Regions from separate parts of the Homo sapiens genome. Here all the other regions are linked to region 4. A link is a loop called in an ENCODE intact Hi-C map of the cell type or tissue named here. Cell type or tissue: endothelial cell of umbilical vein. All regions are shown on one strand. Links, peaks and the distances in the headings refer to the core of each region. The heading gives the core; the rest is flanking DNA. Region 1 overlaps ZEB2 (zinc finger E-box binding homeobox 2). Region 2 has its middle 710 kb from the start of LINC01966. Region 3 overlaps ZEB2 (zinc finger E-box binding homeobox 2). Region 4 has its middle 19 kb from the start of QTMAN.

Region 1 (7,972 bases), core at 1,756-6,755, 110 kb before region 4:
AAGATGTCACTGGTGATTCCTACTTGTGTACTGTGTGTACTGAGTTTTGCTGACACATTTGCTAGAGCTGTCAAGGTGGACCAAATGAATGGACAGATGCCAAAAAAACAATTATGCTTATTAATGTACATTGATTGCTTGTTTAGGTTATAAAACAAATTAAAAAAAACCATTAGTATTTAAACCCTTTTATAGCTGAGCTAATGATTGCTTGTAATATAGTGTCTGGTAAAGAATATTCTATAATACCTGTAAAGCCCAGCTATGTTATCTAATTAGTAGACTTTGATTTAAGTGGCTGTAATTATGGAATTGAATAGTTGCCTTTCTAAATAACCAAATGGTAGATTTAAATATATAAAGATGTTGACTTGATTATTTAATATTTGTAGCAAAGACAAACCACCTAAATAGAGAGATTAATTCCACATCAGTGCAACATTAAAAGGGAGAGAGGATGCCAAGAATCCCATTAATTTGGGATATAAGTGTCTGAAATTTCCTCAAAACATTTACGCCAAGGAATACCAACAAGACAATATCAAGCAGCTCTCCCTAAGGATAGAGAGGTAAGGCAAACATGATTTTAAACTGCACAATATCACACAGTAAAATTAAGGACAATGTGTTCCACCAGATGCTAAACACAGCCATTTATCGAGCTACAAGGTTCTAGACTAAGTAAGTGTTTTGTATACATATTAGCTCCATATTACCTCCATGACCTCTTTCCCCATGAAGCCTTCCCTGAGCCTCAGTATCCACTCTTTCCTGTACCATGAATCCATTTTTCTTTTACTTTTTCTTTTCTTTCTTTCTTTTCTCTCTCTCTCGCTTGCTCTTTCTTTCTTTCTCTCTCTGTCTTTCTTTTTTTGTTTTTTGTTTTTTGTTTTTTGTTTTTTGAGACAGGGTCTCACTCTGGCACCCAGGCTGGAGTGCAGTGGCACAATCATGGTTCACTGCAGCCTTGACCTCACAGGCTCAAACCATCCTCCTGCATTAGCCTCCCAAGTAGCTTGGACCACAGGCATGCACCACCATGCCCAGATAATTTTTTTTTTTATTTTTTGTAGAGACGGGGTCTCACTATGTCACCCAAACTGGTCTTGAATTCCTGGGCTCAAGTGATTCTCCCACCTCAGCCTCCCAAAGTGCTGGGATTACAAGTGTGAGCCACTGCACCCAGCCCATGTTTTCAATAAAGATGGTGCTATTTGAAACTATGGCATGTCACGTGTATATTATTTTATTTCACCATGTGTTTAAATGAGATAACCAGGTGCCAAGAAAGCTTCAATATTTGCTTAAATAGCCAATGTGACGGAGAATAGGTAACCTCTTTTCTTTTTTTTTCTTATGATTTGCTTTGGCTATTAGTTTTGAAACATACATGTTATATTCCCAATTAGATCTCGTTACATCCTTCACAGGCTGTCCAAAAATTTCCATACTTCTAACAAGAACTTCGGTTGACTGAGTTTATATTATATAGTTTTTCTGTCCTTTGCCCTATTTCTTTCAAGGCCTTTGAGTCAGAAGCATTCAGCACCACGGCGTACGATAGCCACCATTTGCTTTGCCCTTTTAACTTTGGGGGTTACTTCTGACCATAGTCCAACTGCTCAGAAGGGCTTTTTCACAAATTGTTTACCGTGGCAGTTGCTACCCTATTGGGGTTTGCATTCAGAACCCATAAGCAGAGAGCAATGGTGTCAGTATAACAAATAATGTGTACAATTTTTTAAAATGCTGAATTTACCAAATCCCCATATTATGTTTTCACACTGCTCTTTCAGAAACTGTGCTAATACAATACTCCTATAAACTGATCTTGGTCCTGGCAGGCCCTGTTGGAACTAATGGGGCCTGACAGTTCTTCAGTTAAAAATTATACATGAGGGCCACTTTCCCTTAAATTATCTATTGTATGCCAGCTGTTCACAACTGCACTGCTTCACTTTCTTTGCAGTGCTAGAAATGTCTAATTTTCTCATAATATCCATAGCAACTATTCTCATGGAGGGCATTGAAGTTAGTAAGACTTCAAACACACCTTCACAGAAATCATGCTAGAGTTGCAGTTTCCATTTTCTTTAATTTTTTGGTTCTGAAAAATGTTTAGATGGCTCATTTTGCCGGTTTCATGCCATAGCACTTGAGTTATATCATAATTTCTCATTTGCTGCACAACTTTATTCTATTTTTATGCTCCTAAATGACGCAGCTCTAAGTACCCGTGAGTGGCACTTCCGTGCTGTGAGTGCTATCAAAGGCAACCTCAGATGGATAAAACTCCTGGTTTTTTGTTTTCTTTTGTTTTTTGTTTTGTTTTTGTTTTGTTTTTGCTGGGGAGGGGAGAAGCGGAGTCATCACCAAGGGCCTTCTTTTGTTTTTCAGGCATGTTAAAACTGTATAACCAACAGAACCATTTAAAAGGAAGAAAAACATCACCCAAGTTCCGTGTCTGAATGAAGGCTGTCTTCTCAAATGCTCCTCATTACTCCAGAGCAGTTATATTTGGATTATAATTAAAACGAGGCTTCTTTTTTTTCTTTTATTCTTCTTTTTTCCCAGAATGCCTCAAGTGAAGTATTCCTCCCAAAGTTATTGCACCTCTTTACTAACAAGTGCTGGGATTTTAATAAGCCTGTCCCCCCTCCTTACCCTGTACAGAGGAAAGGATGGCAAAGAGTGGCTGTGGTACAAAGGTTACATATTCAGTGATATTTTCTGCTTTTATTGGTAAAAATGGGGAGGTGGGTGGAGGATTTCCTTTAATTATGAAATAAGTGTGATGTTAGTAGTTATTTCTGTAACCTGGTGAAAATGCTGCATATTTCAGGCCTAATTTTTAGCATATGTTACCACGTGTGTAATAAAACGGTGATCTGCGCTCTCCGAATCTTTTGGCTGTTAAGGAGCACTCTGATTATAACTAGTTGCTGTAGAAACCTGGTCATCCAGATGCTTATCAAGAATGCATTATTATTTTTTAAACCTTGGTGGAGAAGCCACAGACTGCAGCAGTTGGACAAGGTCACATATCGATGGAAGTGACATGTCTTTCCTCTTTCCATTGTGTGATCGTCCAGGGCCTGGGGGCATTAATATGCAACGGTTCTGTTTTTCTTTCAGAAGGACTTGTAAACTCTTTAAACAGAGGCACACAGTTGCAATTGTTGCGGTACTGAGTGGGTGTATAGAAGCTAGGGCTGCAGCCTTGTCCAGTTGCAGATAGAATAAAACTGACAATGATGCAATGGGCCTGGCATGTAGACAACTCTGTGGGATGGATGAATGGTGCGGCTCTCGCTGTCCCTCCGGTGGTGGTAGGCCCTGTAATAGCTAGCGTAGGAAGGGTGGTGAAAATTGATATGCACTATTACTACACGTATAAAACTTAACACTGGGGCCATTGCACAGGTGGGGGGTTCCTGTTTATTGATTTTTATGAGTTTGTTAGAACATGCGCTTAATGCTTTTATACTCCGGGAGCTCTGGGAGGGCTCACCTTAGGTAATAAACCTTTCCGTACTTTGCAATCGCTCACAATTTACATGGGGACTCACATTATCCAGTACAAAGCCCAGCATTCCCCTTCTACTTGGTTTTAGGAGTGTGATAAAAAAAAAAAAGAAAAAGAAAAGAAAATAACTATAGCACTTACTTTGAATTTTTTGAAAACCTGTCCACTCCCGCTATGAAAATGGCCCCTAATTCTAATTACTCATATTTCCAAGAAAAATTAGTCACACAAACTTATGTTATGTGTTGTCTCAGAGGTTGAAAGCAAATCAGGTTTCCAATAAGACAGTACATCAAACAAAGTAGCATGTTCTTGATGCCGATGACTTTTTTTTAGAATTATGGTTGGACATTTTTGGCAGACAGATTGTCTTTTGCTCTATCAAAATGACAGTTTCTTTTGTAACTGCAACATTCATAATTAGAAGGAGAGAAGCAATCTGCCCAATTTAATATACTAAAAGAAGTTTAGAGTCTCTGCTAGTAATTTCATTATTTTTAAATTTGAATTAATTGACTTAAAATAATACAGTTAAGAAGTATAACCAGCAGGATTATGGAGAAAGGTTTCTTTTTCCTTAAAAAAAAACAGTGCTCTCAGTGTTACACTTAAGATGAGATTGAAATTTTCTTTTTTACGCCAGGTGCCCCGTTCTAAGATTCAGAGCAGCAATGTGAATATTCATCCTTGCAGTGGAGCTGAGAGAAGTTGTAGGGCAAATCCTGGGAACAAGGTCACTTTAAACAAAAAAGTTCTCCAAGTTTCCCATGCTTATAAGGCTGGCTGGGCTTAATTAAAGTCAATGGATGACCAAAAAATAAATAAATAAATAGAGAGAGAGAGAAAGAAAAGAAAATGAAAGAACAACCACCCACCCCATATCAGTCTCTTTCTAGGCCTCACTTCACATTGTATACCTTAGCCGTTGATGTTCAAGCTCTTTACATAGATCAAGAATAATATTTCTTAAATCCCTTAACAACACTGACGTGTCCATGGTTTAATCACTCTTCCCCAGTCCACATCTCTAACCTACGTCACTTGGGTGGCCCTCACCCACAGCACCACAACAAAAACAAAGCCAGAATTGCATTCAGAATGAAATCATCATAACATAGCAACCTTGTTCAGGATGTGACCTTTGGGTTTCAGCAACCCTGTCTTATGCAGCCCTGGCCAACCTTAACCTTTCCTGTTGGCTCGGAGGGTAACCTTTCTTCATATTTTCTTCAGGATCTCTCCTTACGGGACCCAGTATGTTGCATGCCTATGATGCACAGGGCCAAAAGTTTCGGAGTGTTAAAATCTACGAGCCTGTTTTCCTCTATGAGAGAATGAAGCCTGCACTCATTTTAAAGAATACATACGTAGCAAGATCTCTTTTTACCCTTCCTGTATAATTTTGGTTATGCTTAACTCTAAAGGAAACCAATTCTCTTTAGCTCTGTTACCTTATTTCGTACCTTAGCTGATTGTCATCTTTACATGAGCATCAGATATGGATGTGACAAAGATTTTTTAGAAATAATAACGACCAGTGCTTTATGAGTTGTGAAGTGTTTTTCTCTCCCACAAGAAATTACAACACAAAGTGCCCTATGCATTTTTTTAGTATGTTGATAAGACAGCAGGAAATTTTTTAACCCTCAAAACTTTCTGATTATAAGCTGTGCTCTAAATTTACACGGGCAGTGTTCCAAGTCCCACACTCCTTTACAAGTATATCATTACAGACCTGCAAGTGAGAAGGTAAATTTCCCCATGGCAGTTCTGAAATCTGACTTCAGGCTAAGAGGCCATGGACTGAGAGGGCTGATTGTGCTGGGTACCTACATATCAAAATCTCCTCTAGTATTTTAGTAGTTCCTTCTGTCCTTTTTGCAGCCCCGTGTCCTACAGAAGTGACATTTTGTTCCATTTTCATTTATCTTACTCTCCTTAGTTGTATATCAAAAGATATACACATTTATATAACCCAAGAAGCCAGGGATTAAAGCACAATATTTCTTAACACAGCTTCCTCTAAGATCTCCAGTAGCTACCTAATGCTTAAAGCTTGGGCTGACGTGGGTTATGGGGTTATAGTAGCTTTATAGATATTTCTATTTGTGTATGCTATGTTTATATATGTAATACATATATGTGTGGCTTAGGGCTATACTGACATGTTATTTTCTATGTGTTCATTTATTATAAACAGCAGGCAAGCAGACGTTTCACCTCACACCTCACTCTGGTCTCTATCATTCAAAAAATATTGCAAGATTCCCATTCTAAATTAAATACATCCGAGCTTACGTCTTTTATCAATTCTTTATTCTTGGTATCTCAAAATTCTGGTCTTCGTCCTTTGTCTCAAAAAGGGAAACTGCTGAAAGCATTTCCACCTGGATGTTTAAATTATTTAAGTTGCAGGAACCAGACCTTTTCCCTCCTGAGTAGTTGTGGGTTTTAAAGGCTAAAATTGCTTCATCATGCCAAAGTGAAAGTATGCATAAATTATTTAGTTAAACCTGAGAAAATACAGACTTTTCCCAGTGATCTTTCAAGGGCTGCCTACTTAAATTTCAGAAGAATGGGCAAGATTTTTTTTTCATTCTCTTAGAAAATTGAAGTATCTCTTGTGTCTTCTGTCAGTTGGAATGTGAACAAAATTACAAAATGGTAATTTTTTTAAAATTCCAAGCTTCATAATATCCAGTATATCTATATCATTCCAAGGTGAATACTGTGATAATCAATCAATACCAGGAAGACTCCTCCAGCTGGCGAGAACTGCAAACCCTCTCTCAATGTATTCTTAGGAAAATCAGGCAACTTGTTATAGGTCTTTCCCTAGTGCCAACCTAAAGACTGGGGGGCATTTCCGATTCAATTTCTAGTCATCCAGAGTTGGTATTTCAGTTTTAAAAGTAGAAAGTTAGGTAATTTTAAGATGTTATGAAAACTTTGTTGACATTTTTAATTTGCTTTTTAAATTTACCTTTACTTCAGCAAATAAAAATACCAGAAAAGTGTGAAGTTGTGTGGTGGTGGTGGTGGTTGGGGTGTGTGTGTGTTTGTGTGTGTATGTGTGTGTATAAGATAGATAATATTAAAGTAGCAATGAAAACAGCCCAGAAATATAGGCAATTGAGGCCCAATTTCAAGTTTCTGTAGCATAAGGCATGTATATTACAGAATGTACCACATTATGTATCTGATCTCTAAATTCGCCTTAGTATAAATGCTCCAAGTACATTCTTATGACCAAGAAAAGAATGGTATTTTTAATTGAATACCTAACCTCAAATCCTGAAAGAAACATTAATTGGGACAGGACAAAATGTCAACAAAAAAGTACTTATGTGAGTTATTTAGTATACAGCTGTCTGTTCATTTGTAGAATCCATTTGAATTTTATGTTCAGAGAAATTGGGAGATGAGAGTAAATATGGGGGGAGATTGGCATGTAAATTTGTTGAGTTTTCATGAAAAAATAAAAATTTAAAAAACCTTCCAAGCAAAATAAAACCTGTTCCATTCACAAATGATGGATGTCACTGATCCCATTAATACCTGTTACATACCAGGTCCTCTTCCTTATATCTAACTTGCTTTTTCTCCCAATTTCAGTGTAGTTGCTCTTGACCTTGCCTTTGTTCTTCTCTCCTCCTTCTCTCTTCTGCCCAGGCACAGTTATGTCCACTAAACCAGATGAACAAGATTTCATACTGACACCACCATACTCTGTTAAATAGTTAAAAATCCTATTTTGGCTTTTGTTTGCTCACTTAGATTTGTACACCCAAGGTGATGAAGAGAGCACAGATAGAATCTAGAGACAAATAGTTTCTGGAGTCAGGAATCAGATCCAGATTCTAACACGAGGTGATGTGGGAAAAAGTCAGTTAAAATTTCTGAGATTCAATTTACTCATCTATAAAATCATCCTCATAATAATTGCTCCCCCCTTCAAAGGTTTGTTATGAGGAGCAAGTGGAAAAATGTCTATTAACGGGCTCTGCTGTCAGTGGATTAATGCATAAATCCAGGTATTATTATATAATCAAACTGTCCTTTTAAATGTAGAAGAAAAGGGTTTTTAAGGCACACATGAGATTCTGGAAACGTAGACGTTATAGAAAGTCTATAGGGACTAAAAATGCATTGTCTTCTATATGCATTTATCTTGCCAGAGGTACATGCAGACCTTTGGGGGGTGCTGCTCTGGCCAGGACAGTGGTGGAGAGCTCTGACTCTTGAGTGTGAGAGCTGGAACGATTGAGAAAAGACAGGAGGGAAACTTCGAGGTCAGGTGACTTCTTTCTAACTACAGCAGGTTCTCAGATCCCTAGGCTGGCCCAAGATGAGAGAACAGTCACCAAAGAGAGTCTGGCACAGTAAGCCTAAGTCTCAGTGTCATCTGATTGTGAAATCTGCTTGTTTGCATACTCATACAGTACC
Region 2 (7,972 bases), core at 1,552-6,551, 1.2 Mb before region 4:
GACTGATTTTTTTTTCTTCTTGATAAAAAGAAGAATTAAAAAATATGTACACATGCACATATATACATATTTCTTAATACTGGCAGAGACACATAAGGGAGTGTACCTGGATTTCAGTCCTAAATGATCTGTAATTTATACAATAAATTGCTCTTGTCGTCCTCTAGACTTGCATTTAGAGATTATTACTTCATTGTTAAATATTAACATTTCTCAATTTTTTGCTTCTTCCAGAAAACTGGCACTCTATTAAATACAAGCATTAGAAAGTGCTTTTGTATTCTACTATCCTCTTTGAGTTGAGGGTGATTGCATAATTAAAGCTGGCCTGAAATCAACCATATAAGAGTTGAATGAATACCAAGTCCAACTGGGGAGGATTTACCATATGAATGTTCCTTTCCTAAGACTAAAACACAGGTTAGATTTCCAAGTTTCAGAATGTTGCTCAATGAAAGAAATATGTTGCCCATGAGAAAAAAATAAATCAAATGGTGGTGCAATCTATAATCAAAGGCACCAATGGTCACAAAGCATTCAGAACAAAGGTTTGCTGAGCTAGCAAAGATGTGGAAAAAGTTTAATACATAATCCATTCTAAGTAAAAGGTCTTTATTACTAAAAGAATAGAAAAGCTTGTTGGTGGTGTATTTTCTTTTCGTTGTTGTTTTTGTTGTTATTTTTAAAAACCTCTAAACTAGTTTAAATAGATTAACTCTTTTTATAAAGGGAGACACTGTTTAGAATATGAAATATTTTGAGAAATTGAATAACATCCAGTATGCTATTTTTCACTCTAATTTCACAACCAAAAATACATTTCAAAAGAACTTTTCATTTTCTTTTCTTATTATATTTTTATTTAGGACTATTGCAAATTTTTGCCTCCTGGGTGCCTTGCAAGAAAAAGCAGAGATTCATCTCTGCTTGTTTAGTAGTTGGATTGCTTCTACAGAAAACATTTGATAAGCAGCATCAGTCCTGTAAAAGAATGCAGTGGTAGTATCTGCTTTCCCTAGACTTTAGACAGCAAGATAGAACAGTATCTGTGCATGGCAAGAAAAAAAGACATGCCTTATTTATTATTTTGTTCACAGGTAAAAGGAAATAAATGATATTTACATGAAAGCTGAATCCTTGTTTTCATTCCATGGCAAAATCCTTACTTGTTACTCAGCCTTAACACATTAAAAAAGAAGAAGCAAAACAAAAAGTGTGTCTGTACATGTGGCTTGCATATCAGCATTTGTGTGGGTGGTAAACAGTAAACCTGTGGGATGAGCAGAAGGAAGAAAATGGCCAGCATGCAATTTTAAGGAGGCATCTAAGAAACGTACAGATAAATAACTGATTGTTGTTGACCATGACAAGATAATGCATGCCATTTGCAAAAATTTTATTCTCCAAGTGACAGAAACAATTACGTTCCCCCTGAAGGAAAATAACAATATTTTAATATTATAAAATTTTAATGTTACATCTCATATAAGCCATATTTTGCTTTCTACAGAGGATATCTCAACAATAATAAAATATGTAATGATTTGGTCTGCAAATTGTGTTCCTATTCATGTTTTGCTCTGGCAAATAGGGACTGATATTCCTGAGGGCAAAGGGTGCTTTGCTGAATCTAAAGTGGTGCTTTCTTTGCTGAACCTGAAAGTTTTGCCACTGCGTAAATTTGCCTGGCCTAAGAAGAAAGGATTGAAATGCTCAGAGAATAAAGGGAGTCTGTAGGATTTGAATTCTGATGTTAATCTCCAAACACTTTTTCTTTCGGTTCCTTAAAATTCTCCGCAAAGTATCTTTCACTAGCTAGTTTATGCAGGAGTCTGTGTTCTAGACTGTGCCTGTTTTTAGCCAATCAGATGAATCAACTAGAACTGCTTCTTCTGTAAAATAAAGGGTGACAACAAGCTTTAATATTTCAGCAATGAGAGCAAACCATGGATGTACTTTACTATGGAAGTCTTCTGAAGAATTTAGAACCCTTCCCTAGCAAGTTTTCACCTTGACTGTTGTATGTACCATTATCAGGAGAATCAATTTCCTTGTGGTGCTGGTGTGATGTCGAGAGTAGAGCATGCGGGACATTAGGATGAGTGTATACTGGCCCTGGTGCTTTTTATAAATAGAGACATATCTACAGTAAATAAGAGAATACTTTCCTTCTAGAAGCATAATTACTTGAAGTAGAATGAATATGAGGTACAGGAACAGCAATCAGAATTTTAGAAAACTTGAGATTATGGCATGAAAAATATTTTTAATGTCCACTATGACCAAAATATCAGCAGAAGTGGGAGGGAATGAGAAAATCTTAATTTTGATGGGCTTAGCTCTGTTTATCTAACACATGAAAATCTCAAGTATGTGTTCAGAGGCCCTTTTGCAGACATGTGGCCAGGATCTGTAAATCCTGCTGAGAATGGTTTTGAGGAGCTGGGAGGCCAACATTAAAGCAGCTTCCCATGCTGCGTATTTTTAAAAAATTAGTATTATAAGAAAGGAGCACGGTGGATAGTATAATAGAAAGAACATTGTCTCGAGTCTCAGGAGGCCAAAGTCTAGTCCTGATTCAGTTTGTCAGTGAGTTTGTGGTGCTGGGCAATATAATTACACCTTTTGGAGTTTCAGTATCCTTGAGTAGAAAAAAGAATTTAGGGTGTCTAAGATCCTATTTCAGGAGCCCATATTTTTACACATCTAGGATTCATTCATCAAATGATCTTTATAAACCCCTAAGAACATTAACTTGTTCTCTTGGCATTTGCCTCTTCCACCAAGCCAATTGCCTTAGGGTAGTGAGATAGCAAGGAGGGATGGAGAGACTGGTTGTTCAAGGGTTCTAGGCCAGTGGTTTCCAGATATTGGAGATTTAATGTTCTGTATTCTAGCGGGCACACACTGGATGCTCTCCACATGATGCTGAGTCATTCTAGACTGTGGGAAGAAGCAAACTGAATGAAGGGTAAAAATACCAGACTGGGAAAAAGGAGTCCAGCCCTATAGTTCTTACGGCAGTAAGATTTACAGCAAGGAAACCAGGCATCAGAATGGGCACAGATAACAGTCACGATGTCCAGAACCTAGTGAATTAAATCCAGGTACAGAAGCAAAGGAAAATGAAGCCAGCAGTTGCCACAAGTCACAATAAAATGACTGAGAGGTATGATGGATCAAGAATAACTTAGCCTCGACTGGATACTGAGTTGAACTTGTCTCAGGTCTTACATTTTTATATATTTTCAGTTAGCATTCGAGGTTCAGACTAAATACTCAAGTCTCTTAGGCCAGTAATCTAAAGCAATGGCTAACTTTGCAGACTGTGCATAGGGAAACACAGCAGCTTTCAATAGGCTGGCCCTGACAAGCTATGTTTTACTGTATGTTCTTAGCCCTGTTTTGAGCCAAGCATGTCTTTAACTTAAGCAGAGAAAGTGTAGATTACATAACCACAGATTGTTGGAAAGACTCTTATACATCAAAATTTTTATCTTAAATCAAATTCCTTCATTTTCAGTGATTTCTTCATTTCTTAGGCTATGTTCCTTTCTAAAAACATGAATATACATGGGATAAGCAGTCATATCGTAGCACCTTAATATGACTGATTTGATTAGATTGCTCTCCTGGGAAGACAGCATGAGAGTGCCTGATGTTTGGGAAAAGAGTGTGATAACTAGGAAAAAAATGGAATGGAAGTGGGGTTCAAGGGAATGCATTTCCAAAAGCAAAATCTTCTCACTTCATACTTTTTTCAATCTGCATAAAAATAATCAAAAGTGATTTAGATTCTAAAATGTAAAATTGAACACCTAGGGACTTTAGATCTAATTTGATTCCAAGGTATATACAGAGCCTGCCTGTGAGGCCTTGGACTCTAGAGGGCCCAATAGTTCCTTTTACTAGTCAAGAGGAAAGCCAAACATATTCTTCCCTTAGTCTAATTCCTTTGTTCTGGAGCAGCTCTCTGGGATCCTTGGAAGAAAGGTGCTATGTAAACCATGAGGGTGTGGACTTGGATGGCTAGGGTGGGAGCCTGTGAGGTCTTGGATGGGGACATGCTTTCTCCATGTGCATTCAATTTATGATTTTTTTCACTTCTGGAACCCACTCAGGAAGCTGCTGGTGTATGTTATAAGTCTGGAAAAGCACATGCACGAAATAAATAAATAAATAAATAAATAGCCAGCATCTGCCATAGAAGCATACTGCTTCCTTAGAAATGAGTCAGTGTAAGCTGGGCTCATAGAAATAACTGATAGGCCCCAACTTTCTGGCATGATTCATCATCTCCCTTAGACTTGCTGTCAGCGGGATGAGCAGGAGAATATGAGAGAAGGAAGGAAAAGAACATTCACCCTCCTGGGTGGGACTTGTGTGATATGTTGAAAGCTCTCCTAGCTGAGGAGGGACAATTACTTCTTTATTTCACAGCATCAGGTTTGCTGGCCCCAAGATTGGATAGTTGTGGGTCACCCTTTTATTTACTTAGTACTTTGCTGAACTAAATATTCCTTAAATCTCTGGCTAGAGATTCTTATCTAGAACTGAAAATATTTACTCACTTATCCTGTAGAGTTGCTTGTGTGATTTAGATGAAATGAACATGAATTAGTTTGTATTTTTATTGTGGTGGTTACTAAAGAGTTCAGTCAACGATGAAAACAGAAAAAGCAGAATGCCACATGATATTATCAAACATCAGAAAAGGAGAGAATACTTTTATAAATGTCATTTCTTTCTACAATTAAATGATACACAAAGAGATAGATGTTGCATGTTGATTTATTTAATAGCAGGATTTCCACTAGATGGTATCTTGAAGTTTGAGTCATACTACTAATATTTGTAGAAAGTAAATATAATTAGAAATATAGAGAAGTGAGAAAAGAAGTATTTTAAGGCCTGTGCTTCTTTTTTAGGTTTATGTTTCTTTAATTTGCAATTTTCACTCTTCGTATGAAAGGCCTCATGCAGAAAGTACACAAAAAGTCCCTCTTCTACCAAATTTAGAGAAATAAGATATAAAATAGAAAAGAGTTAATGATGTTGACAGGGAAGAAAGCAATGTATGGTCCACTGGTTTTGGTCAAATTGTAGCTAACACCACAAATAAGTTGACTGATTTTTTTTTCTTTTGTGGAGAAACCTTAAATGCATTAAGAAGTAAAATACTAAAAATGGCTAAATTACAGAGAAATTGTAGATAGCGACACAAAATAAAAAGATGTACTGGGTATCTCACTGAGTTCAGAGAGACATCTCCACTTAGAGTGGTTAGAAATCTATCCTGCCTTAGATCACACTGTAATCCAAATGCGTTTTTACATTTTCCATACTTTTAGAACATTTCTTCCCTTGTACTTTCTAACCCCAAATCCCAGGCCTCAGTCTAAAAGCCAGTTTGTGCCTAATCATTGGCAATAGAGAACTAGTACAGAAGCCAGTTATTCTGAGTGAAGACTATGTGAGCTGCCATCAGCCTCTTCTCTAATACCAGCAATGTTTTCCTTGGAGCATTTCTGTAAGTTAGTGTTTCTGGAAAGTTTGTCCTTCAGACTACCAGACTCAGAATCTTCTCAGGTGCCTACAAAAATGCAGATTCCCAATGCCCAACTCAGAGCTTCCCATTCAGATTTGTCTCGGGGATCTACAACTTTTCAGGCGTCAGAGGCAGTTTTATGCACAGCCAAATTTGAGAACCTCTGCTAAACCAGCAGTAAGATATTTCCAGAGTATGTCTTCAACTATGTTTCCATTCTCAGAGAAGTAACTCTAATGATCACATCTAAGGTAGAGAAATCCCTTTGTTATAACATTTCCCTTGCTGTGAAGCAACCCTGATGAGGCTGCCTTTTGGGAATGAAAGGAGTCTGACTGAGAGGAAATGCCACTGGATTTCCAGACCTATAGAATAAAGCATCTGAAGGAGAAACACCACAAGGAAAAGCAAACTTTCAGAGCTTGTCACCAACATGTATTATTGATCCTAGAAAGCTTATGCCCTAGGAGTAGGGGACCAACTTTTTATGTAAAGATACAGATAGTAAACTACTTTAGGCTTTGTGGGCCATTTGATCACGGCCACAGTTATTCAGTTTTTGCAAAAGCAGCCATGTATGATATGTAAACATATGGGTATAGCTGTGTTCTAATGAAACTCTACTGACAGTAAAATTTGAATTTTGTAAAATGTTTACATACAACAAATTACTCATCCTTTTTTGATTTTTGAAGTAATTAAAAAATGTAAAGATCATTCTTAGCTTACCAGGCTGTACCAAAATAAACAGTGGGCAAAATTAGCATATCAGCAGCAGTTTCCCAATCATTGTCTTCAAACATTTCTCAAAATTTAAAATTCACCTGAAGAGTGTGTTACGATACAGATTACTGTTCCTCCCAGCCAGGGTTTCTGATACTGCAGGTCTCGGATAGGATTTGATGATTTGCTTGCCTAAGAAAATCCTGGGTGAGTTCAATGAACTCCAAGTGCCAGGAAAATATGTTGGTTGGTTTCAAACATTCACCTCATTTGACCAGTGTGAGAGCATTATATATTTTTTAAAATTCAGTCCTGTATTGGAAAGAACAAGAATGACCCCAAATCCGAGGAGATTGTGAGAGAATACTTTTGCTGGGAAGTTGTTGAGAGACTGATTTAGGCTTATCAACAGCAGAGGTGGAGATGTGGAAGATTTCTTGGCAAAGGAGACCTGGGAGGAGAAGAAAACAACAGAGAAACAGGGTGGAGAGTCCTAATTACCATTACATTAAGAACAGGTTCCTCTGATTCATGCTGACCTTAAAGTAATCTAATAGAGAGGCTGAAACTGTTCCATGTGAATCATTTTTCCTGAATTCCAAGTTGTTATTGTTATTTTTATTGTTGAGGAAACACAAATTATTGTGTGGTCATGTAATTGGTTGACAATTCAAAGCAACTACAAAAAAATTAAAAGGCCAGGCTTTTAGATTTAGCCTATTTGCTGCTCTGTTTTGGATAAAATGCAAGGAGCTTTGCTTCAGGGGCCTTCAGCGTGTGCTAGAGATTAAGCATTAAGGATGAGGAAGGAAAAAGATAACCCCCTTCATTTTCTTAGTACTATCCCCACTCTTCACTTCTACTTTCTAGCCTTGTCAAGCATTCTCTATTTCTAGCTGTCTCCCTCGCTCCCTATCAGTAGCCTATCTCACGGTATATATTCACAATTAGTAGTTCATCCAATCTTTTCTTCTTGACTTCTGCATCTTCTCAAACATACAAAGTCCTGAAAATTAACTATTTACCCAAACATGGGCTTATATTCTAAATAACTTATCTATTTTTAGTAAAAGGCAGATATGGAAATAAATGAAGAACTACCAAATGAAAAAAATCAAAGGCTATTTATTCAGAGCTTGCTATAGCAAGGGAGTCAGTCGCCCATCATCTGTGTTTTGGCAGAGACTCCAAAACAAGCAGAGGGTAGGGAAGCTTTTACAGTAGTGGAAAAAAGGGAAGGTTTTAGGCACACCCTGATTGGAGGCTGTTGGTGTGGGAAAGCTATAGGCGGTGAACTAGAATCGGGGCATGCCATGTGATTGGTTAAGGGTACATACTTGGCTTTCTCCCGTTGGTTCTAAGTTGGAAACTGGGACAAAAATTAGAAAAATTGTCACTTATTAATCAAGACCGAGCCATTTTGAGATGATTGTTACAAAAGTTATTGTTTAGCTTCCTGAATATATGCCTTGGGAAGAGGAAAGAGGAGTGAACCAAGCTGGGGCATGCATCTACTGAATCCCCGGCTACGCATTTAGAACCTTATTCCTACTATCATTGCCCAAAATATTTATATCCTCTTCTTGACTCTGAACACCACCTCCAACTGCCAGCACATTCCTCAAGTTCACCTCATCAGATTTGCTTAAACTAATTGTGTCATCTTTTTTCGCAAACTGGCTTCCAACGTTCAATATATTC
Region 3 (7,972 bases), core at 198-5,197, 76 kb before region 4:
TGGCCTCTTCCTGTACCATCTTCACATCTTCAACTAATCTGTTCCACCTAGCAGATCGCCCACAACCAAATAATTAAAATATTTCTTTCCATTGAGCCCTTGCAGAATAGAGATACCAAAGCTGGTGACAGATTATGAAGTGATAGTAATGTTATCACATTGCGGCAGTTACATCTTAGGAAGGGATTATATTTCAGTTTTGATGCAAGTCAAACATGAACCACACTTTCAACACATAACATGAGGTATTTGCACCACATTTACAATGTGCAAATTATGTAACATGATCAAGATCTATACTTTCATGATAGGAAATGGAAGCAAATGTAAAAACTCACAACATATATATGTATATAAAAATATTTTGTGTGGAAATTATGTAGCATTTCAAACCAAATAACTGTCAGTTTAATGTAGCTTCAGTGTCTGTCTGACACCTCCTATTGGAATTCAATCGTTTAATGATTCCCTTTTGTTAAGTGTGAATGTGATTTCACACTTTTACCTGGTCAGGTAGCTTTCTTATTATTTATCAGCTAAGTACTTGATAATGATTCCTGCTGTTTGGTGGGACTCTCAAGGGAAGTAAAAATGGTCCCAGGCCAACTATAATAAAACTAAGGTAAATTATATTCAAACTAAAACTTCCGACAACACTGTGCAAACGGGAAATGTCTTGGTCTAAAATTCACTTATGACGGAGAATCGCTAAGGTATGAAATGTTTAACAAAATACAAGAAATCTTATTCCTGTGAACTTTCTCTGCTCATCTTTACATGGTAAAGTGGCCTGGAAAATTTGTTTAAATGACCTCTCTAATTCAGACCTCATGTCACCTTCATCTCTATTCCCAGGACCCACTGAGAGTTATCATTGTTTACCCCACCTTGTTTTTTCTTTGACAACATAAGCAACAAAAGCATTTTTATAAATAGGTGAAGTGGCTGGGAAGGAGTCTACCTATATGCTGTTGTGATGTCGCAGACTATAAACCATCAAACATAGGCAGAATAATTGTTTGGTATACTGGAAGGAGGATAATAAAAGCACTTCCACTACGAAAGAAAATTAAATGTGAGATGAAAGAAAAAGAAAAAAGACTGATGGCAATTTGAGTACAGTGTATTTGTTTTTCGTTTTCCTAACATACTGTGCCAAGTTTTCTACTCTTTCCGTTTCCAATTTTGCTTTCGGTGAAGGTTTCTCGAATCTCAGCAATCCCACACATAAACATTTATCGTTATATCCATTAAGCCTTAAGGTTTTAGATTTTCAACTATGAGGGAGAACTCAGCCAAAGATGCTTGAAAGATAAATACGTTTAATTAGGGGCAGAGGATGATCATTAAAGGAAGTCTGACTGCTGCAGAAGTCATTAACAATCTTAAATGAAATTTTTATTTTTATGATAGCCATTTACATGTATAATAAGAGCCAATGATTCTTGGGAGCAGTGTGACAGAAACAGAGTGTGGCGAGAACTCATGTAAGACATACTATTTAAATGAGCTGGTGTTAGCTATTCATATTTGTTAATGAACTAGATATGCAGGGCTATAAGAATGAATGTTCTGATGCTTTAAATTTTAATATCTAGAAATCAAGGGTAAGGACCAATTACTAGAATTTCCACCCTTAGAAGAATAATTAATAACAATGTAACAAATGTACAGCCCCAAACCTCTTTTAAAAAAGTTTAATTTAAAAAATTTAATATCAATAGTTGAAAAACAGCCAAACAGCAATGTCAAGCTGTAGTAGTTTGTGATTGTGGCAGCTTTTTGTGTTGGTCATGGATCATAATTCTAAACGTTTTAATATACAGTAATCCATATGAATGCATTGCAGACCCTGTTATCACCTGTAGTTAATGGTGCCTGTGATACAAGTGAACAGGCTGTTCTTTGCTCTTACCTTTATGGTAAATAAACCAGCATTCTGGAGTCACAATAATTAAATAAAATGTAAATCCCTAATCTCATTTGGCTATTTGGACCAAGAAACTTACCCGGCTATTACCTGTCTAGTTCTAATGATTACTAATGATTTATTGTTCTTTTTTTTTATTGTTCTAAAAGTGCTCTGATGTGGTGCCTTGATGTCTAATGAAAAGAAATTGGTCTTAAAAAGCTACTCATTGTTTATCCTGACTCTGAGATAACACATTTTTCTTCTGATAAAATATTTTTCTTATTTATTGTTCAAAACACACAATATAGACAATAACTCTAATTCTGGTGCAGTTTTATTTAGTAGTGTTTTATCCCCGGTGCCTGGCTGTCTACAGTCATACCTCAGCACATAGCTTTACTCTGAGATAAGCCCTCTCTCCTTTGCTCTTTCTCCCATGCTTTCTGGAGTTTGTCTGCAGGATGCAGGTTTTGAACTGAAGAGCGCAGTGGAGTTCTTACTGTGCCTTTCCGGTTCCAGCACAATCAAAGTTTTGTGTTTGGAATTGTCCTTGACATTCTTTCGTCCCACAATGGGGTGGACACAGTGTGCTGGAAACCATGACATCATTATCATTGACACAGACTTAAATAAATCACCTGCATCTTGGCCTCTTTCTGCTTATTCAAGGATTCTTCATCTTAAGGAAGAAAGTGCTCTTTATTTTTACAAATCTTCATCCCAGGGGTGACTGGAAGACGCAAACTTTTACAAGTGTTTTAAAAATAAATATACTATGTGGTTTTAGACACAGTATGCTGAGTCAGAGGTGTCTTAGAGAATGTTTAAGGTTAGACATAAGGCAGAAAGACAGCCAGATTGCCTTTAATTCGGAGGCAATATTCCTAAACTGTGTATCATTATGTCCTTCTGAATATGGATTCACTTGAAACTTAATTAAATAGGCATATACATAACATTTCAAATACATACCTGAAAAGGCTTAGTAGTGTTTCATTTTCACACATTGAGCTTGATATTCAAAAAAGAAAAAGATTGATGCTCAGTGAATCAAAGCAAAGTACTTTCTAGGTAAAAGTGACACCATCTCATCCAATGTCTCTGAAAGATCTCAGTTGCACAGTCTTTGGATAAAAAGGGTTATAACTAAATAATACTACAAAATGCAATTTACACAATGTGCTGACTACACATTTGTATACCCAGCATTTATTAATTTGGGAAGCAACCAACTACTGTAACTTCTCTTTACTTTTTCATAAGAAAATGACAATGAGGAAGGAAGTGCAGCAGAAATCTTGAACATTACCACTATTATGCAAAAAAAAAAAAAATGCTGTTAACTGTTTTCCCCTCAGTGACTTGATGTGCTCTCAGATGGAAAACTTATGATTCTTGTGACTCTTGGCTACCCGAAATCACATGAGATGAGCAAGGAAGAAAGACACAAAAGCTATATTTATATCTAGCCCTGAACTTCTCAGAAATACCTTAATATGATTCCTTGCAGAGACTGATAAAAATATCAGATGAGGGAGACTTTCAAATGATCAATGATTACAATTGACAATACAATATTGCTATATATTAAACTTCTAAATGTTTAATGTAAAATGTCTCTCTGAAAATATTTTTTAAATAAAGGAAAATTCCTTGCTCAGGAATGAATTTAAGTGGTTGTACAGCTTAAACAAATATCATTCAAATTATCTGATTATTATGAGGAGTGAGATTAAATTAGCATCCAGGTATATCTGTGTATTTTACCTTAAGAGGATCATGATTTTTCAGTTCTGATTCCATAAAGAGATTTGCTGCACTGCTTGTAAAATATATTTTATTTTATTTTTGCTGTAACATTTTCTAGAACCTGTTCTTTCATGAAAGTAGATTAGAATATGATAAGCAAAGAATGACCAGGACAGATTTGGAAATTCGTAGAGTCCTAGTTACAAAGTTTCCCTTGTTTTAAGTAAAATGATTATCACAGAGAGATATTCATCCTGGAGCATATTTGGTCTCATTAGTATTGTCATAGTAAAAATAAAAATTTTTAAACTTCACGTTTAATTTACTTAAGAGATTTTTAACTATCAGCTATCCTGCTCTGTCCTCCTACGTCCTCTACAATCTGGTAGGCAGAAAATTTGAGAGTGCCCCTATTTTTCAAATTCTCCCTTATTTTAAAATATTGCAGTTTTTGACAATGACCTTTAATTGTTTATGAATTTTTAACTTCAACATTATATATATTCACCTTCATCAGAACACTGAGCTGTTGTTATATATGTTTCCCCAGAAAATGATTATGATTACCTACAGGGGCATAAATCATGATGAGGACAAGACATTTATGGAGTAGTTGGGATAGGAATAAGGCAGGTACGTTTTAGAAGTTTGTATCAAGCAGTGAAACAGGTATTGTTGTTACTTCTGGGATATTTGTTGTACAAACTGGGCATTCCAAGTTTTGATATGTAGAATTAGGTTTTCAAAAAGTATGCTTGCATAGATTAGCACCATTATAGCCACCCCAAGGGGAAAGAAAAGCATGAAAACAAAATGTGAAATTCTGACTTGCCACTAAGCATCCAGAGTTTCCAGAGGCATAGCAGCCAGCATGCCTCTTCATGAGTGCAAATACTTAGTTGCTTTTGACTCTTATTGAAAAAATAATATCTTTCCCCCATTTGTCACTAGAACTGCCACCAGAAGAAAAGCCCTTCATTTGCTCCAAATAAGCACTTCTGTTTTTCACAGCTTGCAGTAATGCTTAAAGTAAATAAGTTCTTGTGCAGCTAGCACTATTGGATTCATTCAATTGCCTGAACAAAGCTATTGTTTAGAGGTCTACAACAAGCCTTTTCTCTGTTTCCTTTAAAAGAATCTTCCTTGTTCCTGTGCTTGGCATGCTTAGTATAGTAAGCCTTTCTACAATTCTCAAATGCTAAAGATAATTTTCCCCCACAGAAGAAATGAAGGAAGACTATGACACTATGGGGCCAGAAGCCACGATCCAGACCGCAATTAACAATGGTACAGGTGAGTTATGTTGGCCACGCTCAGATCACATTTGTCCTGTGTCATGTGGGTTTAGTGAGGCAGGGAAGGAAACAGTGACACATCCATTTGTATCTCCATGACTTAACAAGTAGTCAACTTTACAGGTCTCTGGTTTTGTTTCAAATCAAAATTTCCTACATTTTGGTATTTTACTAAGCAAATACATCTTTCATTCTCACACCCCTAATTTACCTGTGACGCTCAAGAATACTGAACTCTATGAATGGATCCTTTCAGTGCATGAGTTGGGTGAATTTCTAGTAGTAACTTTTATTTTAAAAGACTGCAAAAAATTATTTTAAAATTAGGATATGATATACCTCTGCTAGCCACCACTTGATATCAGTCGTTGAGAATTCAAATGATAAGGTGTAATTTAGACTGTAAAATTTTTTTTTCAGAAAGACAAATTTCCACGAACATTTCTCTCAATAATTAATCATCTCAGTTCCTTTTAATCCTTTCTTTACTTGTAATTCTCTGCATCCTTGAGCCCTTTTAAATAATTTTTTCCAGGCAGTTTTAGAGAAGAATTGACAAGTTTACTTATTTTTAATGAAGCTAAAAAATTACAGTGGGAAGATACTGAGTGGTGTTTTGTTTTACTCTGCTACTGCAATAGAATGGAGTTTCAGGACAACTGTGATATTCCATGTTTTTTCCCAAACACTGAATGGCATCTTCTCTCACATTCTTACATCACCAACACAAATTTACATGTTCCATCTCTCTTTTCCTAGATGAGACTATTTATTTTGTGGAGGGGAGGGGTGTTGCAAACAGTCCTCTACACTACCATCACAAATATTAGCATAGTGTCCACCATAAAATTATCTTCCAAAATAAAACAAAAAAAAAATGTAACTACTTCTACTCAACTCATCCATGAAAAATAACTTGAAGTTTTATGAAATGTAAAAAACTAAGATGATTTTACATCACCCTTATGTTGATACACATCATGATAGACTGCTCATGTTGTGTTTCTGTTTAAAATGTGCTTATTAATAACTTAAAAGCATGAATTCACTTTCCTGGGTATAAAATAAGAGAAATAATAAAAACCTATTGTCATTCTATTCATTCGAATAATGTCAATTTAAGGTATAAAAATAAAGCTGTACAATAGATGATTCTAGAAAAAGTATAGAATCAAGCACCAAGAATCCTAATTTTTACACACAGCCCTGACAATGACTAGATTGTAACCCTTGGGCAAGTCAGTTTTCCTCTTTGGAACTCAGTTCCCACAACTGCAAAACGAATAGATTCAACTAGTTTCTTGATAATAATACTTCTAGTTTTAATATTTTATGTTGCATGGGTATTATCACCATGTAAAAATAGAAACAAGATAAAATAACTTCATATTAAAACAAAAATAAAGCGATATCATGAATTAGATACTTTCTATAATGTCCCAACTCATGGGATCAAAAATGGCTTCAAGTTCCTTTTAAAGATAAATGTTAAATTTCAGCCTCCAGCATAAATAAAAGCTGATTTTGATTACCCTTATAAGCACTTAAAGTGTCACAAAAGAAAATTTACCCCACAAAGTAACAATTTACTAGCTGTTGTATACACCTAGAGTTTAAAGTGAGGTTAATAAAAATTGCTTCTATTCAGAAGGTTTAAAAATCAATCTTGAATGTCTTTTCACCAGGCTTTAAACACCCCTTTTTTCTCATAATACCTGCTGTACCTTGTAGTTCATATGTATTCAGTCAATAAATAAATCAATAAGTGTTCATTGAGTGTGTTCTATATAGTCACTGCTGTGTGCATATGTGGTAGAAGATGGGTCAGGAAGACTAAAACATGGTTATCATTTCATTTGGAAGATGAGACTAATACACCTGAAAAAATAATGATGAAGAATAAGTGAAAATATGTGATAAACCTGCAACAAATGGTAGGAGCCATAATTATTTAGTTTTTTGTTGTTTTGTTTTGATTTGTTTTGTTTTGTTTGAGACAAGAGTGTCACTTTGTCACCCAGGCTGGAGTGCAGTGGTGCAATCTCGGCTCACTGCAACCTCTCCCTCCCAGGTTCAAGCGATTCTCCTGCCTCAGCCTCCCTAGTAGCTGGGATTTCAGGCATGCACCACCATGCCCGGCTAATTTTTGTATTTCTAGTAGAGACGGGGTTTCACCATGTTGGCCAGGCTGGTCTCGAACTCATGACCTCAGGTGATCCTCCCACCTCGGCCTCCCGAAGTGCCGGGATTACAGGCATGTGCCACTGCGCCTGGCCTATAATTATTTGAATTACAGAAGTGAGAGAGAGTCTATGGAATGGGCATTCACATCAGGTTTTGTGAAGGAGGTAGAATTCGAACTAAATACATTTTCAATAGTCATGGAGGAGTGAGGAAGGGCTTTCTAATTGAAGAGGAGTCTGTGAGCCAAGAAGGGAAAGTGTGACATCTATTCAGAGGATAGTGAGTAAAGGGTTTTGGCTGAATCAGAGAGTCCTAGGAGGCAATTTCTGGGAAATAAAGCTGGACATTTAAGTTAAAGCCAGATGGTGGAGAATATAAAGCACCAGACAGAAGAGTCTGGGTCATGTTATGCTACCATGATTTCTGTGGGTGAAAACCAGACTCTGAGAGACCAACTGGAAGTCACTGTAGTTATCCAGGTGTGAAGTGATAAAAATCTTGTCCTAAGGTGGAGACAGTGATGAAATTAGCAACATGACTTCTTAACAAACAATTGATTCTCTGAATGATGGAGGCAAAATGGCTTCAAAATTACAGATCTGCATGTTTAGCATATAGCAGTACTTGCTATTTCTAGATTTACAGAAGAAGGATCTAATTTTGAGAAGATCTTGAACCAGCCTTTAGACACAAGTATTTTCATATAAAAGATATATAGATATGGGAATATAGGAATGTCCTTTGGAAATGAGGAATTGAAACCCAAGAAGTCAGGGCTGGAGATAGAGATTTGAGAGTTATGCAAATATACTCAGATCATGTTCAAGATCAC
Region 4 (7,972 bases), core at 1,898-6,897:
TACAACCTTTATCACCGAGGAACATCCTTGGACAGGCAGTTCTCAAGGGCAGAGGGAGATTGGGGTAAAGTTGATGGCCTCAAGATCCCAAGCCACACATGGGCATATGTCTGACTGAACCATGCGTCATAGATGAGCATTCTAAAACCACTATTGTAAGAACATACTCACCATCATGGAATAGCTCATTTTCACTTTCTCCTTCTCCAAAGGTAAGTTAAAACTCAGGAAGCAATCATCTATTCTATACCATAACCATATAATTATTTTTCCAAAAAATATTTTTTATGTTAGCATGTTTATTCTTAATTTTAAACAAATGTTTTCCAAATTTCTCTGCTTTAATTTCAAATACAATTAACAATAGCTATAATGTATATTTTTAAAAGCTTGTTAGGATCCTCAATACCTTTTAAGAATGTAAAAGGATCCTGAGACCAAAAAGTTTGAGAACACCTGAGCTGTGATTTGCTCTACCTCTCCAAGCCTGCAAATCAGTTATTCTGCCACTGCCTACACTTTACCCCATAAATACAATGAATGTGATTAGTTTCTCATGTGCCAAGAACTGTCTCTTGAGATTGAGAATGACAGGACAGCCCATTGGACTCTAAGCACCTTGAGCACAGGGACTGTGTCATTTTCATCCCTGTGCCCCAATACTTAGCCCAGAGCCTTGGACATGGTAGTTGCTCAATTAAAAAAAAAAAAAGTGGGGCCGGGCACGGTGGCTCAGGCCTGTAATCCCAGCAATTTGGGACACCGAGGTGGCTGGATCACCTGAGGCCAGGAATTCGAGACCAGCCTGACCAACATGGTGAAACCCCATCTCTAATAAAAATACAAAAATTACCTGGGCGTGGTGGCAGGCATCTGTAATCCCAGCTACTCGGGGAGGCTGAGGCAGGAGAATCACTTGAATCCAGGAGGCAGAGGTTGCAGTGAGCCAAGATTGCGCTATTGCACTCCAGCCTGGGAGACAAGAACGAGACTTCGCCTCAAAAAAAAAAAGTGTACAAATGTACAGAAGTGACAGCTTGTTTTCTTGATATAAAATGGATTTCTTGGTTTGCTCAAAGTTCCAAGGAGAATCTGAAATTATATTAATTTGGCTAAAATAAGAGAGTGCTAGAGTGACTTACCACCAATAGACCTGAACACACACAAATATTTTATTTGAAAATATAGCAAGAAAAACAGTAACAACTATGAATGTTTTGTATGCCAAACACTGAGCTATAAGCATTTTACATTCATATCTTATTTATACCTGATAATAACCCCAGGAGTTAGGTGTTATTCTTCTTCTCATTGAGCAGATAAAGAAACATAATTACAGAGGCTGAAGCACACAGTTTGAACAAGGTCACACACCAGTAAGCGACAGAGCCTAGATTTTGACTTCTCTGAAATATACTCCTCCCTTAAAGTGGTTAAGAACTATTTAGTGCCCTTACATCCATTATGACATTCTATTCTCACAGCAAACCAGACTAAGATGAGAGACTCAAGTAATTATTCCTATTTACAAGTGTGGGGACAACTGCCCCCCAGAAAACCTACGAAGTCAACAAGCATTTCAACTGAACCACTGTTCACTGAGTGTGTCTCCCAGGAGCTGTCCTACTGCCCTAGATGGGGATAGACTCTGTCCTTCAAGGAGTAATTAATCCTATTCAGTACGACCATTAATAGAAGTTTTGAAAACCATTGACTGATGAGTGAAACATGTTTACATATTAGGTAAAGAGAAATGATAGCTGTGACAGGATAGGGAGAAAGAGAGTGAGAGATGATCTATGGTAAGGAAAATGGATGGCAGGCATTGTGGAAGACAGAAGCAAGAAAGATCGACTGCTTCTGCAAAGAGTTCTATCCATTGTGATTTTTCCCTGAGGTATGAAGAGAAACAAACAAGAGATTAAGAAACTGCCAGGCTGGCCAACATGGTGAAACCCCGCTTCTACTAAAAATACAAAAATTAGCTGGGCATGGTGGCCTGCGCCTGTAATCCCAGCTACTAGGGAGGCTGAGGCAGGAGAATCGCTTGAACCTGGGAGGCGGAGGTTGTAGTGAGCTGAGATCGTGCCACTGCACTCCAACCTGGGTAACAGAGCAAGACTCTGTCTCAAAAAAAAAAAAAAAAAAAAAACAGACTGGATTTGTGTTTCAGGTTTTTGGCTAATGCTAGCTACATGGCTTAGGGTAAGTCAGTCATATTATTCCTGAATCTCAGTTATCTGTCAATAAAATGAGAGGTTGGACTAGATCAGTAATTTCCCATTTCTTCCCTATACCACTCCTAGTCCCACTACCAAGAGAAAAAACACTTTCCAGAAATTGTATCCTTCCAGAAATAATAATTAATGTGTATATAAGCCATATACAAACACACATGCCCATGTAATACACACACATCCACTTTTTTTACATAAATGAGATTATGCTATGCACATTTTTTGCAGCTTACATTTTCCCCTTAATTATAGATCTTAAAGGTATTTCTCTAACAACACACACAGATTCATTTTTCCTTTAAAAAACAGCTATTTAATATTCCATTGTATGAAGGCCCCATAATTCATTTAGACAGGCCCCTGTTGAGAGACATTTAGGTTGTTTCTAAGTTTTTGTTATTACACACATTGTCTTGGTAAGTCTCCTGGATCAATTTAAATCGTCATTGTTTGGCAGAGAATACACTGATCTTTATAGAACTCCTGAAGCATTGTCACAGTTCCCAGGGTTCCAGAAAGCACAGTTTGAAAACTAGTAAACAAGATGACCTTAAATTTCTTTTTCTCTAAATTATATGAAACGCTGTTAATTTTTAAAATGTGTTTCTCTCACGTATTATTTTGCAGCATCTCCTAACAGCTTTGTGTGAGTAGATATGTCTTGTCTCTCAAACCAGATTATAATCCACTGGAAGCTACTGATTGCTTAGCATCTTTTTGCATTTCTCAAAGCCTAGCCTAGCATTTAGTGAGGCATAAGAAGTGCTCAATAAATACGTGTTGAATGACAATTAGAAGAGAATCAGGTTGGCAAAATGGAATACTTAGCTATATTTCTCTCTTGATTGTAGTTGTTCAAATAGGAGTGTGGATACTTATAGTTAACCTTGATTTCAGTGTAAAGAGCCTCAGTGGATTAGAGGCAGTTCACATTGTCACTCAGAGAAGAGGACATGAATGAAATGGGCAATTCCTCCACGCATGCTTTGCATTTTCAGGATTGCCAGCCATGCACTACTCCGGAGGTCCCTTTCATGTTGTGGTCTATATAAATGGTGCCTCCTAGAGTTGTACTCTGGGTGGCTAAATTCATGAGGAATGCAACATGAATTGGGCCCCCACGACTCATACAGGATGTTAGCAAAATACGTATTTCCCTCTTTATTATGAGGAATTTTGTTCCAACCGTCATTCTCTCCATTCCTTGAATCTCTAGTCCCTCCAATTCTACTTACTCTTTCCATATAAACATGCTTACATCTCTCTCATCATAATAGTAGTAGTCACAATGAAGAAGATGATGGTGTTAAGGTTTCTATACTATTCAATAGTATTAGTGATAGGTACCTTGACTTAGCTCAATAAGCGTTTCTTAGTTTTTGTCCCGTTTATCTCTCAGCTTCATTCTCCCACCCTCTCTTCCATCTCATCTTCCCTGTGTTTACACACTTAATTTCTTCTTCTTGAAATACCTGTCTCACCTTCCCCTACTTTTCCTACCTTTACACCTTCTTTGTAATACCAACTTTTATCATTCTTATACATCTACCTCAAGTATCATCTGCTCCAACATGGATTGATTTTTCTCCTCTCCCTAAATTGTAAACTTCTTGCTGTCTTTTTCTACTTTGTATTTTTAATATTTAGAACAAAGAACAAATATTAGTTAAATGAAAGAATAAATGAATAAACTGTATTTTGATGGGGTTGTCTTGAAGAAGAGTGCCTATTTTAAATCTGAAAGCCCAGATTTTGAAAATGTAGTAACTGTACCTTAATACTCTTTAAAGATTATTATGAAATGGTAGATTTAGTTATAACTGGTATAAAGTACTTTAAAGCAAATGAGAATTAATTTTTATAACATTTCTCCTTCTACTCAACCCTTCTTTATTATATTATTAGAACAAACATGGAAAATAAAACATTTGGATCCAGAAAAAACATGAAGCTGATGACCATATTTGTTAACAAGTTGTAACACTGCCAAACAAGAGTCAATAAAAATTGCTCAAGAGAAAATTGGGGGGAAACAGATCTTGTAATACCTTTTTTTCTAAAATGCAATGAAACAATTTTCCTTTTTTGTGTTTAGTCATCTATATATTCTTTCATTCTTGTTTTTCTGCATTCGAGTTTCTGCCTTGAACTCCTTATCTCTGCAAGCCCTTCTCCTTAATGTTCTTACTTTATCTCTCTTTCCACTGTTTTCCTCCAGGTTTTCTAAGTCCATCTCCTCCCTCTCCAGGCTTTACTTGCCCCCTGACCCCTTCTTCCTCTCCCAGGACTGTATTTCCCCTGCCTCTCATTTGCCTCCCAGCAACCTAAGCAGAACAATACTGGAAGTCGCACTGGCACTCTGACAAAAAGGAGAGCAGCTGGAAAGAAAACTTTACTCATAAAGAAGGAGACAAGTATCTTAAAAATATCTGTGGGAAGGTGTTTGCTAAATCATCTGCATCAGATACGGAACTTTCATCAATATGGTTTCCACTTGGGTGGAGGTGGGCCAGAAGCACCTTCTTGGGCTAGATGACTAAGCAGACACAAGGACTTACAGACCTCAGTAGCTTAGGCTTGAATAAAATTCAAGATCCCCCGTCCCCCAACCCCCCTTATTTGTGTTTTTTCTTTTTTTTCTGAAAGCCCCATCGCAGGAATTCAAAGGGCCAAATTCTGCCCTCGGTTGTGAGTCATGATTCCCTTGAAGCCAAGGAGCTCATATGTATGTACTCAAAGGAAGTATTGGGCCTTGGGGACACAGGTTAAATAACAACAGCCCGGTCGTTTGTTTGCTTATTTGCTTAAACCTTTATAAAAGAAGCACAAGGCCTGCTGTACCTGAATGCCTTTTAATAATCATTTTTAAAATACGCAGTAGAATTTAAATTCCCACAGTGGATCTCCTGCATTACAGGAGAAATAATAACAGTCTATCTTACCCTATGCCCATGTCCAGGAGAGAGCCGTAAGCAAGGAGGCAGGAATGAATTTCTAACGTGCCAGTCTTTCACTGAGAAAGTTCTGTTTTTATCCCCAGGGAACTCAACACAAGGGACTGAAATCCAGTGTTCCTTGTAAACTGCATGAAATACCTAAACAGCTTTTATTTTTTCTGAGCTAGGTTGGAGGTAACAAGGGCCACTCCACTGGCTTTAGGAAAAACAAAGATGTACAAGCTGGAATTCCACCCCCAGACTTCTCCCTTTAATGCCTTCCTCTCCTGATTCACGTGCCCTTTCCTCCTGTCTCCTGGAGTCTCCTCCCACAGAAAATCAAAATCGTATCAGGTCCCTCTCCCAGAGGGTTTTCTTTTTCCTACCAGTATAGAATCAATGTGTTCTATTTCATCAAGATAACAACTGTATCAGGTATTTTTTTTAAAACCAAGGTAATTTCTCTCACTTTTAAGATGTGTAAAAATTTTATACTCTGCCATTCCTGCTATAATGTATTTTTTATTTTAAAAACTTTTATTTATATTTTATTTGTTTAAAAGATGTAATACCCCAGTGATTATAAAACAGTAAAAATACAGAGACAAAGCAAAAAGTGAAAGCTTCCTCCAATTTTTTTTCTTAGAGGCAACTACCATTCACAGCTCCCAGAGTATTATTGAAAATTATTTTTATTTTTTAAATAAATTATCTTCTTTTATTTCTTTTTAGATGTTCTTATATTTTTTCTTTATTCCTTAATCTCTGCATTTGTTTCTGATATTTAAAATTTTAAATATAAAATGAAATATTGAAGATGTTGAGCAGATAGTATATACTGTTGTCTGTCTTCCAGACCCTTCTCAGTTCCCCACTCCCCAGGGAGTTTTTTAGGGGCAGACATGAGTGTCTAGACACCTCTGGGCTTTTTCTAATATCAGCCCTGGAATGTGGCACCTTCTCTGCCCAAGTATAGATCTGCCTGCTGGCAAATTCCTTCCCTCTAGCTTGTCCTTGTTTTTTGTTTTACAGGCTAAACACAAGTGAAAATGTCTTCCCCTTCGTGTTAACTCCAACTATTACTTAGATGCTCAAATGCCAGTCTTCAGAGTTCATTCTCATCCTCCGTCCTTTTTTTTTTTTTCCTTGGTCTGGGACTTTACATTTTGGGTCATACGGTGAAATTAGGCCCATGTTTGTTTCTGTGTATACAAAGGAGTAAGCTGAACCAGCATTAACCGAACAAGCAAACAAACAGAACTTAACAACATTGACATTGTTTACAGATACTAGAGAACTGAGAGGAAAAAAAAAACTTACTAGGGTTATGTAGTAGTAATATGAACTATATTATTTCTGTGAAACAGTTATTATTTATATCTAAATCCTAAGGTAGACGATATTAACAAACTCTGCCATTTGTTATGTGTTATTCATTTATCCCACAAGCAAACGTTTGTTGCCCAATGAACTTTAAATTTTGTTGTAAATATAATTTGATTATGCATGCATTAGACATTGTTTTATAGGTTCAGCGCCCTCCTTCTAGAAACATCATCTCCATTCTTTGGAATGATTTCTGTTTCAAATGTACACCATCCAGCTGACCAGCCAGTATGAGCTGCCATATTTAATTGACCCCCCAACACATGACCATTATCAGTGGATCCAGGGACAGGCACCAGACCCAACCTAAGCCAAAAAAATTCCTTCCCTGGGAATTTTTGAATGAGAACTGACAGTGAATCCATTTTTGTTCAGGCGGAAGCTATGAGGGTGGGACCTGAAACCGGAGCTTCTGGCTACTTTGTTTCCAACCCCATGGAACAGTAGATCTCTACCCCAGCTGCACAGTAGAATTACCTTGGGAACTTTTCAAAAAATGCCTTGGCACCAACCCCCAGAAATTCTAATCCGCTTGGTCTGGGATGGGACCCAGGTGTCAATATTTCTTTAAAACTCCCCCAGGTGATTCTAATGTGCAGCTAGTGATGAGAATTACTGAACTGGAAAAAAGTTTACAGTGAGAAAGAACAGGGTCATGCAGAAGAGAGGGCCAGAGGAGACACACAGAAACACACACTGGTGGCAAATTAACCCTTGTTTTAGGTATTCCACGGGGCGAACTGCTTCCAGACTTTTTTCTCATTGTTCTGTTGACGGAGTCTTTTTTCAATTACCTGAGATATTCCAGTGTCTTTCCAATAAATCCTCCTCTTTTATCCTAAGCTAATTTAAGTTGCATTTATGTGATTTGCAAACAGAAAAGTCCCTACTAGCTCTCTGTTTTTGTGTTCTCGGGCTTAATAGATTTTTACACTTGTAGAATAGTTTCTCTCCATTCATGTACTCACTAATTTAAGCAACAAGGCCCATAATATCCCAAGTTCTGTACTAGTTGCCAGGAATACTAAAGCAAAGATACTACAGTCCTTTTATGTGAGCAGCTTCTACTCCAGTGAGAAAAATGGGCATATCAGCAGAGAGCAATAGCAATATAAGAAGTGCTATAATAAATGTATTGACTGGTTACTACAAGAGCACCAAGGCAATGTATGGTCAGGTGAAATCATGGAAGCCTTTGCAAAGGAGGTGGCTCTGGTGTTGCTGGAGGAGTGACTTAGTGTCACCTGGTAGACAAGAGAGGGTCAACATGTGGAGCTACATAGCCAAGGGCTCATAATTATAAAACAGGAAGGCATATTAGGGACATTTAAGTATTTTTGTTACGCCTGGGCCTGAAGGTATATATGTGCTGCGGGAGAGAGATAGAGACAGAGGTCAGATAGGCTATTGACA

What was found. Hi-C counts contacts between places; a loop is a spot of excess contacts. Peaks named below come from ENCODE experiments on the same cell type or tissue, not always from the same donor. Only the 100,000 strongest peaks of a DNase experiment are listed, where the experiment ranks them.
Region 1: it touches region 4 in a loop (4-fold over the local background); 1 of 110 quality-filtered maps calls a loop at or near these places.
Region 2: it touches region 4 in a loop (2.9-fold over the local background); 1 of 110 quality-filtered maps calls a loop at or near these places.
Region 3: it touches region 4 in a loop (7-fold over the local background); 1 of 110 quality-filtered maps calls a loop at or near these places.

Annotation. Positions count from the first base shown.
Region 1 is chr2:144,456,763-144,464,734 of GRCh38, reverse strand. The region is part of intron 2 of ZEB2 (zinc finger E-box binding homeobox 2); the gene reads left to right. Among named protein-coding and RNA genes, the nearest start is that of ZEB2-AS1, 59 kb to the left of the region's middle. In endothelial cell of umbilical vein, for the core only: no CTCF peak of the experiment used is centred there; DNase peaks (open chromatin) are centred at 4,594 and 5,234; H3K27ac peaks cover 1,801 bases.
Region 2 is chr2:145,590,456-145,598,427 of GRCh38, reverse strand. No RefSeq gene overlaps it. Among named protein-coding and RNA genes, the nearest start is that of LINC01966, 710 kb to the right of the region's middle. In endothelial cell of umbilical vein, for the core only: no CTCF peak of the experiment used is centred there; a DNase peak (open chromatin) is centred at 4,237; H3K27ac peaks cover 1,363 bases.
Region 3 is chr2:144,421,778-144,429,749 of GRCh38, reverse strand. ZEB2 (zinc finger E-box binding homeobox 2) reads left to right here. Exons shown (of 10, transcript NM_014795.4): 4 at 4,883-4,954. Among named protein-coding and RNA genes, the nearest start is that of QTMAN, 93 kb to the right of the region's middle. RefSeq lists an enhancer at 2,294-2,588. In endothelial cell of umbilical vein, for the core only: no CTCF peak of the experiment used is centred there; a DNase peak (open chromatin) is centred at 2,439; H3K27ac peaks cover 1,360 bases.
Region 4 is chr2:144,347,221-144,355,192 of GRCh38, reverse strand. No RefSeq gene overlaps it. Among named protein-coding and RNA genes, the nearest start is that of QTMAN, 19 kb to the right of the region's middle. In endothelial cell of umbilical vein, for the core only: no CTCF peak of the experiment used is centred there; a DNase peak (open chromatin) is centred at 4,582; H3K27ac peaks cover 3,034 bases.